Regions from separate parts of the Homo sapiens genome. Here region 1 is linked to region 2. The links are chromatin loops, found by intact Hi-C in ENCODE. Cell type or tissue: PC-9. All regions are shown on one strand. Each heading gives the region's core, and the rest is flanking DNA. Links, peaks and the distances in the headings are about the cores only. Region 1 overlaps SRGAP3 (SLIT-ROBO Rho GTPase activating protein 3). Region 2 overlaps SRGAP3 (SLIT-ROBO Rho GTPase activating protein 3).

Region 1 (5,377 bases), core at 325-5,324, 53 kb after region 2:
AAGCCATGACACCAGGGATGGCAAACTCCAACACCTATTGGGGCCAGGCAGGCCGGGTAAACAGGTGACGCAGGCCAGGTAGGGAGTTTAGGACCATGACCAAGGGAGAGCTCAAGTCCTGCCACAGAAGGGCAATCGGTGCTCATCCCCAGAACAAAAGCCCAGCGCTGCCAGACCTTCTGACTTTTATAAAAGCTGCTGGGAAGTCCATATTTTATACAAAATCTCCTCATTTTTACAAGTTGGCATCTAACTCACATTTTTAAAAGACACAGTACAGGCCAAATAAAACACACCTGAGGCTGGATCGGGCCCATGTGCTGTCAGTCTGCAAGCTCTGCATAAAAGTTCAGCTTTAAAAAAAAATTACCAGTAATGTGCAGAGCAGATCCTGCCCCGCAACCCCAACCCCCGACCCCTATCTCTGAGAAATAAGGCAGGGGGTCAGGGGTGGGGTAGAGGCAGTGATATCTTTTGCCCACATTACTTGGTAAGAACTGGAAGTTTACATTTCCATTTTGAGCCTCTTCAGGGAGTCCTGCTTTCCTCTATCAGAAAGAGTTTTACTTTTGTTATGGAAATTATTTTCCTCTACTGGGCTGCAGAAAGCAGAAAATCTCAGATTGGCAGAGACCTTCTAAGTCACCTAGAACAAATCTCCCTCTGATGCCTAAATCCCCACTCTTGACAATCTCTTCCAGGGATTCATCACCCAGCCTCGAGCACCTCCTACGCCTGGGAGATCAAGGCTTAGGAGACTGCCTGCCTGTTCCTTCAAGACAGCTCTAATTGTTAGAAAGGTCTTCCAGACACTAGACTTCTATAAACGCAGCCCAGAATCAGATTAGGTTTTTTGGCAACTGCCTCACAGTGACTCACAGCAAAACTCACTGTCAACGAGAACCTTAAGTCTTTTTCACAAGTGCTGCTGCTAAGCACACCTCTCCCCAGTCTACAGACTGGTTTTCAGACATAAGGGCAAGACTTTACACTTTTTCCTCATTAAATTTCAGCCCACCTACATGGGGTGATGAGATGGCCATCCATTCACAGCTACAAATCTGTTAATTTCTCAGATTGTTTTCAGAGGACCATGACCCCATCTCTGCCCCTCAAATTGTTGAAGCTGATGGCTCTTCATTTCATCGATAACACAGATGGCACCATGAGCACCTGCCAGGAAATGCAACCTGCTATTCACCTTCTCCAAACCCCGTCTGCAGGAAATGATATTTATGGAGGATTGGCTCAAGGTGGATCCATTCCTCCAGGTCAAAAAAACCCACCTGCCCACAGGAGCCAAGCAGGCAACAGAAATGAGCAAAGTGGGCCAGGTGGGCACTGGCACAAGTCCGAGCCCCTGTCCCATTGGAAGGGAACAGCCAATTTTTGCCTCTGAGAATGAGGGCCCAGTGTTCCTAGATCTTCCCATTTTCTAAGAGCTGCCAGAAGTCTGGATTTTTACATGAACTCCCCTGATTTTTTTTAACTCTCTTCATTTTTAAGTGTTGGAAATGATGAATTCATTTTTGTAAATCCTGCAAAGGCCAAACAAAACATGCTAGTGGGTCTAACTTTGCCTGCAAGCCATCCGTTCTGCCATGAATGTTGTAAATTTCACTCTTGGATTGAATCGACCCCTCAAAATCTGGGTAAGAGTAATAACAGAGCGCACTTATTGAGTGTGGCCCACATTCCAGACATTGGGTAAGCATGGGTTATGTCATTTAATCCTTGCAAGAGTCCAATGGGTGCCCATTTGAAAGAGGAAGAAACTGAGGCATAGAGAGGGGAGATGCCTTGCCCAAGGTCAAGCAATTAGTAAGTGACAATGTTGGGATTCAGTCCTAGATCTGTCTGGCTTCCCAGTCCAATGCAGAGTCCTTGGACCACACTGTTTGGGCAGAATTACTTCTTGTGAATTGTGCTTTGGTGTTAAAATTATCAAATTACATTGCGATGTTTTTAACTACTAAAAATGCATTACGGTGGCTACGATAGGAATGACTAAGGACACCATCTAATGCATCACTGGGTCTTCAGTGGCCTCTAGCACCTGAATGCCCCTCCCTCATTCCCCTCAGGGGTTGGGGGGCAGTCAGAGACAAATACAGCAGCACTTCTTGTTGGGGGAGAGTATCCTGCCCTTGAGTAAAACTTCAAACTCATCCTTAAGGAGATGACAAAGGTTTTACTGGAAGTAATGACAGGGAGTCTCCATGGTGAAGTTTGAAAGGATGATGGTAAGTCGGAGGCAGTTTTCCATCACAGACATAGAATGGTTTGTTATGCTGTCATGCAATTCTCATTGTACAACCCAATCTGATGATCATAGTTTGAGACAGAAAATAAAGCATAACTTCTTGGCCTAATCCAAAGGTGGCAAACTCAAACACATGTAGAAACCAGGCAGGTTAGGCCAATGACAAGCAGCAGCAGGTGTAAGAGAAGGGTGTCGTGGGGACCCAAGAGCTTCTGGGATAGGGAGGTGTAGGGGCTCAAGAGCACATACCTTGTCTAAAAAAGGCAGCCGCCAGTCAGCTCTGGCTGATTGGTTACTGCATGAGAACAGGCACCCAGTGCCGCCAGATCATGCAATTTGCTTTTAAAAAGTCAGAAATGCAGATATTTAAATGAAGTTGCCCAATTTTGTTGTGCATCTCAAGTAAATGCACCACTGGCCAATGCTAGCAAATGCACAGCCAGACCACTTCCTGCCTAGTGCTCAGGGTTGGTCCAGAAAAAAAAGTAAGTTGAATTTTTCTCCTGTTGAGTCCTGAACTGCTTCAAACATCCAGAGAAGAGGAGGGAAGCCAGAGAGGCCTTCCTAAATCCTTGGGGGTTACACTAGCCAGCTCCTGGATGCACGGCAGGCACCCTATGGAGGGGTGCTGGGGATGCAGCCTGGACTTCATTGATTTCTTCTGCAGTAGGAGACAGCTAACAGCCACATCCTAAGTTGATCATAGGTTTGGCTGCTAAGTTCTTGGGGGCAACAGAAGAAAGATCAACAAGGTAGAAGAAGGAGGGTGATGTTGACACCTAGCAAGCTAAAAGTCAACTCTAGGCCGGGCGCGGTGGGCTCACGCCTGTAATCCCAGCACTTTGGGAGGCCGAGGCGGGTGGATCATGAGGTCAGGAGATCGAGACCATCCTGGCTAACATGGTGAAACCCCGTCTCTACTAAAAATACAAAAAATTAGCCGGGCGCGGTGGCGGGCGCCTGTAGTCCCAGCTACTCGGGAGGCTGAGGCAGGAGAATGGCGTGAACCCGGGAAGCGGAGCTTGCAGTGAGCCGAGATTGCGCCACTGCAGTCCGCAGTCCGGCCTGGGCGACAGAGCGAGACTCCGTCTCAAAAAAAAAAAAAAAAAAAAAAGTCAACTCTACTTACTCCTCCCCAAATCAGGGTTATTATTAAGGGCATAGTAGTCCACCCACTGGAAGGAAAGGTGATATTATGGACTAGCTAGGTTCTACGATACAGTCATGAACCAAAATTCCCAGACATTGCACTTCTAAGAAGCTCAAAGGTTCAGTCTGGGTGGGTCCAGACTTTTGACATTCTTCTTTCTGTGGCTAGGTAGGCCTGGTCACATCTGGGAGAGAAGCAGGAGCAGTCGTCTAGCTGGTCCCTATAGGAAAGGGGTCAGATACTCCAGCTGTCCCCCAAGGCTGACCCACTCCAGATCAGCTTCCTCTACCCTGGAGCAATAGAGCTGAGATTCAGGTGTGGGCCCGGACAGAGGCCGGCATGGCAACCTCCCTAGGCCAAAGGCGTTCTCCACGTGGAGAACAGCTCACCAGAATTCTGTGTTCAGCCACAGCTTTGAGATAAGATTTCATTTCCTAGCCAGCGGCCTGTGTCACACATATCTCGCTAGAATCTCTTGGGGAGGGGCCAAAAGCCACTGGACAAGGGACAGGATGGGGTCAGGGCCTGAGGTCTGGCATCCTAACCAAATGCCAGTTGGTCCCTACCCCATTCATATTTCTATCTATTTATAGGATAAATTCTTCTCAGGGCTCAAGATCCAAAACAATGTAGCTTCTTTCAATGAGTGGGTGGTTTTTCTCTTAAAGATACTATTAAACTTCGCATTTTTAGAGTCAATTCCTCATCCCCTCCTGCTAAGCGCTCTGCTTCCTGGTTCTCTCTGCCACAGGATTCGCTGTTTCTCTGAATGGTAACCTCGGTTTATTGAGTATCTGCTATGTGTCTATTCTGGCCTGAATGCTTTATTTACAGCAACTCCCAAGGTAAGTATTACTGTCCTTATTTTACAGAGGAAGAAGCTGAGCCTCAGAGAAGTTAAGCAACTCATTCACTGACAGCACTAGAATTTAAACCCAGACTCCAGAGCCTGCAGCGCGGCTCTTACAGTTGTGATTTATTAATAACAATCGGTGACGCTGACTGAGTGCCAGGCACTGTGCTAAGGGTTTTACACACATTATCTCATCTAACTGGCTCAATAACTGTTTGAGGTTGGATTATTATTATTACAGATGATGACAGTGAGGCTCAAAGAGATGAAAACACTTGCCCAAAGTCACACGGCTAGAAAGTGGCTAAAAGGTTGCAAACCCTGGTCAGTTCAATACCAACAACTGTGTTCCCAATTACTAAGCCTGCCTTCCTTGGTTTCCTGACATTCTCAAACTGGATGGGCATGCTCACATCCTCATCCAGGTAATTAAAACACTGAACAGGAGACAGCCTTTTGGCATGCCACTGGAGACTTCACCTAGGATGACAATCGTACCCCCATGCCAGAATCACATCTTCAAACAGTTATGAACTCATCTAATGGTGCTACCTGATTGGTCTGTGCTTGGGAACTGGTGTGGGAGAGGGAAAAAGAAAGCATGGATTTGGGCAGGCACAGTGGCTCATGCCTGGAATCGCAGCACTTTGGAAGGATAAGGCAGGAGGATCGCTTGTGCCTAGGAGTTTAAGATAGCCTGGGCAAAATAGCAAGACGCTGTCTCTACAAAATTTTTTTTTAAAATTAGCCAGGCATGGTGGCATGCACCTATAGTCCCAGCTACGCAGGAGTCTGAGGCAGGATTGCTTAAGCAGTTCAAGGCTGCGGTGAGTTATGATGGCGCCACTGCATTCCAGCCTGAGTAAGACCCTATCTCAAAAAAAAAAAAAAAGAAAAGAAAAGAAAAGAAAAAAGAGCAGACTCGTAGCAGGACATGAAAAGGGGCCAAAGCTGAGATCGGTCCCCTGTCTTCTAACTGCAGGTCTACCCCAGGGCTCTGTTACTAGATTTGGCTTCAATCCTCCCCCTGCCCATTCAGATGATAATTATCAGGGTCTTGGAGGTACCACAGCCCCCAAATTGAATCTCAGATAATCCTTCCAGCTTTGTC
Region 2 (5,377 bases), core at 205-5,204:
AGGAAGAGCCACAGATACAACGTCATAGGATCAAAACGACAAAGTGCACAGACCCTCCACTGACAGTAACAGAGAGAGCTGGGGAGTGAGAAGGGCAAGCGCAGACTAGAAGGGTGAGACAGAGACGGGATATGCCCTGGAAGGAGGCCCTGGTGCGGGGCCATTGCAGAGGCTATGTCTAGTGCGGTAGATGAGACTCTAGGTGGCACAGGGACGCCGCAGGCAGGAAGGCCAGAGGGAGAAGTAAACAGAAACAGTCATGTGAGAGGAAGCTGGGAAGCTACCAAGGCAAACAGGAGAGGTGGTGGGGCATGGCTCGTGGCCACAAGCCCCTAAGCACTGTGCACCAGGGCCAGCCGAGTCAGCTGGCCTGGCGCAGTGATGCTGCTTGCACTGCTGGGAGGTATGGCCACATCTGGCCCAGCTCTGAGCTGGGCGCTTCCCACACTCCCTGCTTCAGCGGCAACAGGGCAGGAAAGCTTCAGCAGGCCGAATGGAGCAGCACTGCACACAGATGTTTGCAAGTGCTTTGTGCACCACCCACATAAGCACAGAGGACAGGCTTACAGCCCAAAGTTCTAATGCCGGGGCTGTGCCTGACTCTGGCAGGCCCCAGATGATGGTCTTGGGTCATTGCCAGTGAAAGCACTACCCTCCTTCAGGAGAGTATCTGTTTGAGAGTCACTGACACCTACTAAGATATGAAAAGAAGGCGCAAACATAAAATAAAACAGTTCCTGCACTCAAGCCGCTCACTGGACAGTGGGAGAAATAGCTGAGCAAAGAGGCAGTTTGAATGAACTAGAATAAGAGCAGAGAGGAGAAGATGATGGGGAGAGGTGGGCCTGGAGGCTGATAGGATGCTTGCTGGAGAAGACACTGAAGCAGAAATCTAAGCATCAATCCCTCCAACGGGCAACTCTGTCGCAATCCAGTGGCTTCACACATGTTGTTACTTCTGCCTGGACCCTCCCCACCCCTGCCCACCTCTCCTCCCCATTCTTCAGGCCACTTCCTGAGACCTGACCATTGTCCCAGCCACCCACCTCCACCCCTGCCATAATTCTCTCCCCGAACACTGCTCTTTCCCATCACGGGACATATTGCAGTCTCTTAGTAAACATCTATTGGTGTTTGCTTCTTAACATTACCCCCAGAGCATGGGAACCAAGTTCATTTCCCACTGCAGCCCAGCACAATGCCAGGCACGTGATCATGCTCAAAAAGCACTTATTGGTACACAGTGTTCACAGGAGCACCATTCATAATGTGTCCATCGACGGATGGATGGGTCAACCAGATGCGGTCTAGGCACACAGTGGGGCACAACTCAGCCTTCAAAAGGAAGAGAATGGATGGACCTTGGGGACAGTATGCTAAGTGAAATAAGCCAGTCACAAAAGGACAAATCGTGTAAGAATCCACTTATATGAGGTACCTAGAGGAGTCAGATTCACAGACAGGGACTAGAGGAAGGAGGGAATGAGGAGTTATTGTTTAGTTTGTACAGTTTCAGTTTTTCAGGTTGAAAAGAGTTCTGGAGACAGATGGTGGTGATGGCTGCACAGCAATGTGATATATCTAATGCCACTGAACTGTACGTTGTAAAATGGTTAAGATGGTACATTTTCTGCTATGTGTTTTTTATCACAATTAAAATAATTTTTAAAGGGTGGAAGTGTTTAACAAATGAGTAAATGAGGAAGTGAAGATGGGAGGAAGGAAGAAAGGAAACGGAGGGAGAAAGCAAGGTGGAGGGAGTAGGGAAGGAGAGCAGGAGACTGCGGGCAGAATGAAGGGAGAAAAACCACCACCACCACTACTTAGTAAGCACCGACTTCATGGCAGGTGCTGCACTGAAGGCGTCATATTGATCATCTCACTGAATGTACCAGCAAAGACGCACAGGCGGGAGTTCACCTAAGGTTTCAGGACCCATGAAAGAATTCCAGCCTCGCCTGACCTTGCCCGTTCTCACCAGAGGGAAGTCGCACCCAGACGGGAGTGAGGGGGCTGGAATCTGCTACTTCTCCTCCAGGGGGACTCCCATTTGCAAAGTTCTCCCCATGTTTTTCATCTCATTTGATCCTCCCGAGGAGGAATCAGTACTCGCAGCTGACAGAGGAGGAAACTGAGGGCAGCAGAAAGCAAGTGTAGGCTTGTTCCTGAGGCTCATGGGAGTGACTGAGGCCCATGTGAGAAATGGGAGCAGCTCAGCAAAGGAAGACACCAGGGAGGCGTCATTCCGTGGACTGGGAGGACTGTGTGCAGGAGTGGGGGTGATAGCACTCAGTGCATGCAGGCACTGCTGGGCCTCATTCCCACAGTCCCCCTACATCCGAAACTCCCCGGGATGCTTAGGAACACAGGCCCTGTCAGCCAAACACCTAGGAGGCTGACAATGGTTTGTTTGTCAGCCAGATGTTCCAACATCATTTAAGCATGAGCTTAAATCCCAAGCCAAAATAATTCCGTTAATTAAAAAAAGAAAGAAAGAACTCATCCATATCTCAGAACTCCCACAGCAGGCTGGTTTCTATCTCTAACAGGGCACTTCACCTGTCTTATACTTTGGTTTCTTATGGTTTCTTCTGCACTGCTCTGTCTCCCCTACTAGACGACGGGTGTCCTACGAAAAGAGAGCATTTTGTTTGCCTCTGTATCCCCAATTCCTAGCACAAGCCAGGGCCACAGAAAGTCCTGGATAAACATTTACAGAATGAATGTGCATTTTGCTGTGAACTCATCATGAACATGACACAGAGCCCTATTCCCCTGAGGGAAGACACAGCTGGATGGTCCCAGAAGGACCCAGCACGGGGAGCCCTCAAGGTGGGGCAGCTCAGGGAAAGGCTGGTCTGCTATGGGGAAAAGCTGGGACTCTGGGTACCCCCAGGCAATGAGGATGCAGCTTTGTGCCGCATTCCTGGCACTCCTAGCACCACGCCTGGTACAGGAAATATTTGTGGAGTTGAGCCTGTGCCAGGTCTACATTCTTTCTGTTCTAGACCATCAACGGAAATCAACACTTTACCAGCATGTCCCAAACCAGGTGTGGTCCTTGGGATGCTTCTACATGTTTAGAGAGAAAAAGGGCTCCGTTATCAGCAAAGGTGATTTCCCACCTCTTGAGGGATTAAAGTGCATAGACACATATCAGACTGGCAGGGGTTGAGCACCAAATCTTCTGTTTCCTAGAAGGTAGCTTGGGATTCTTTTTTTCTTTTGATATGGAGCCTCACTCTGTCACCCAGGCTGGAGTGCGATGGCGCAGTCTCGGCTCACTGCAAACTCCGCCTCCTGGGTTCAAGCGATTCTCCCACCTCAGCCTCCAGAGTAGCTGGGACTACAGGCACGTGCCACCATGCCCGGCTAATTTTTGTATTTTTAGTAGAGATAGGGTTTCGTTATGTTGGCCAGGCTGGTCTCAAACTCCAGACCTCATAATCCACCCGCCTCGGCCTCCTAAAGTGCTGGGATTACAGGCGTGAGCAACCACAACCAGCCTAGCTTGGGATTCTTAATCCCTCCACATGTTCATTTCTCTTCTGTAACACAGGGTGATGATGGCATCTGTCACACAAGGCTATGATGAGATGGCATGAAAATGCATATGAAGGGCCTCATAGGGTACCTACCATGTAGGAAGCCCTTCATAAATGGCAGTTACACTAATGATCATAAGAAATAAATATTACTGTTATTAGTATATGTTGTGACTCTCCAAAAGGAGCACAGATTAGACAGTGTTCCTCAGATTTATTTGACCACAGATTTTACCCACAAGTAATCATCCATGGGACTCCTGTGTTAGTCCATTATTGCACTGCTATAAAGAAATGTCTGAGGTTGGGTAATATATAAGAAAAGAGGTTTAATTGGCTCATGGTTCTGCAGGCTGTACAGGAAGCATGGTGGCACCTGCTTCTGGGGAGGCCTCAGGAGGCTTCCAATCATGGTGGAAGTCAAAGTAGGAGCAGGTGCATCACACTGTAAAAGCAGAAGCAAGTGGGGGGCGGGGAGGAACCACACACTTTTAAACAGCTGTATCTCTCAAGAACTCACTCACTCATCACCAAGGAGATGGGCTAAGCCATTCAAGAGGGATTCCTCCTCTACCCTGACCCAAACTCCTCCCACCAGGCCCTACCCCAACAGTGGGGATCACATTTCAACATGAGATTTGGGCAGGGACAAATATCCAGACTGTATCAACTCCACTTAAAAGACAGAAACCTAAGTCAATAGCAGCAAGGTTATCAGGAGAGCTGGCCTGGGAGGTCCTCATTTGCATGACCTTGCTGCTAATGCCTTGATTTTCCTATTTTTTCTATCCTGAGGTTCTTAACCTGAAGTTCAGAGACTGGCTCTAGGGAAGTGTATGCAACTAAAACTTCAGGAAAAATCGTGTGTTCAAGGGCACACATTCACTCACCAACTACTGGGCACCAGCTATGTGCCAGACACTCTACTGGGTGATGTGGACACAAAAGGAAGCAAAGCCAGGTCCCTCCTGTTACGGAGTCTCCATTCTGGTGAGAGAGACAGATACTGACCAAATAATCCTATAAGAAATTTACAACTTCAGTTGAAATTGCGATGAAGAGGTTTACGGTGCAATTTGACCATATGTAAAGGAGGCATTAACTAGGTCAGAGGGAGCAGCAAGTTCAAGGCCCTTTGGAAGGAGGAATGGTGAGTACAAGGAGCAGCGAGGAGGCCGGTGGAACTGGCTGGGGGACCTGGAGGAGGCAGGAGAGATGGTGCAGCCCCTCAGAGACCATGCCACGGAGTCTGACCCATGTGCCTTTCTAGGAAGGAGGTCCGTGGCTTTCATGTATACTCAAAGGTCTCCATGATCTTAATACAGTTGAGAGGAGCTCCACTGTCAGGGGCCCAAGTCCCTGGCTTCATTTGAAGACAGTCAGACCAGCCACTGGGTGCCAAGGACAGCATCTGTGGTTTTTGTCTGTACAATATTTACTCTCTCTTTTCTGGCATCAACACTTGAGTGTTTCTTTAGGGGAAATCACCACCTCCCATTCTTACTCCTTGTGGGTTCTGTGGAATTAACTTTAACTCCTACTCTAGGGAAGACCATGTGACCCTGGTCTGGCCAAGAGAAGAAGGGCATCTCCTGGCCATAGGGATAGACCCAGAGATGGACACACAACCAAGCAGGACCAGCAAGCACCTGCCCCAGGACCTCTGCAGGAACTACTAGGAGCTGCTTTCCTTCTGCAGGTTGATATGCCTGAAGAAGGTAAGCCTGGGGCTGGGCGTGGTGGCTCACACCTGTAATCCTAGCACTTTGGGAGGCCAAGATGGGCAGATTGCTTGAGCCCAGGAGTTCGAGATCAGCCTAGGAAACATGGTG

What was found. Peaks named below come from ENCODE experiments on the same cell type or tissue, not always from the same donor. Only the 100,000 strongest peaks of a DNase experiment are listed, where the experiment ranks them.
Region 1: it touches region 2 in a loop (5-fold over the local background); 2 of 110 quality-filtered maps call a loop at or near these places.

The regions. Positions count from the first base shown.
Region 1 is chr3:9,225,714-9,231,090 of GRCh38, forward strand. The region is part of intron 1 of SRGAP3 (SLIT-ROBO Rho GTPase activating protein 3); the gene reads right to left. Among named protein-coding and RNA genes, the nearest start is that of SRGAP3-AS3, 12 kb to the left of the region's middle. In PC-9, for the core only: no CTCF peak of the experiment used is centred there; a DNase peak (open chromatin) is centred at 868.
Region 2 is chr3:9,172,713-9,178,089 of GRCh38, forward strand. All of the region lies in intron 1 of SRGAP3 (SLIT-ROBO Rho GTPase activating protein 3), which reads right to left. Among named protein-coding and RNA genes, the nearest start is that of SRGAP3-AS2, 17 kb to the right of the region's middle. In PC-9, for the core only: no CTCF peak of the experiment used is centred there; a DNase peak (open chromatin) is centred at 2,899.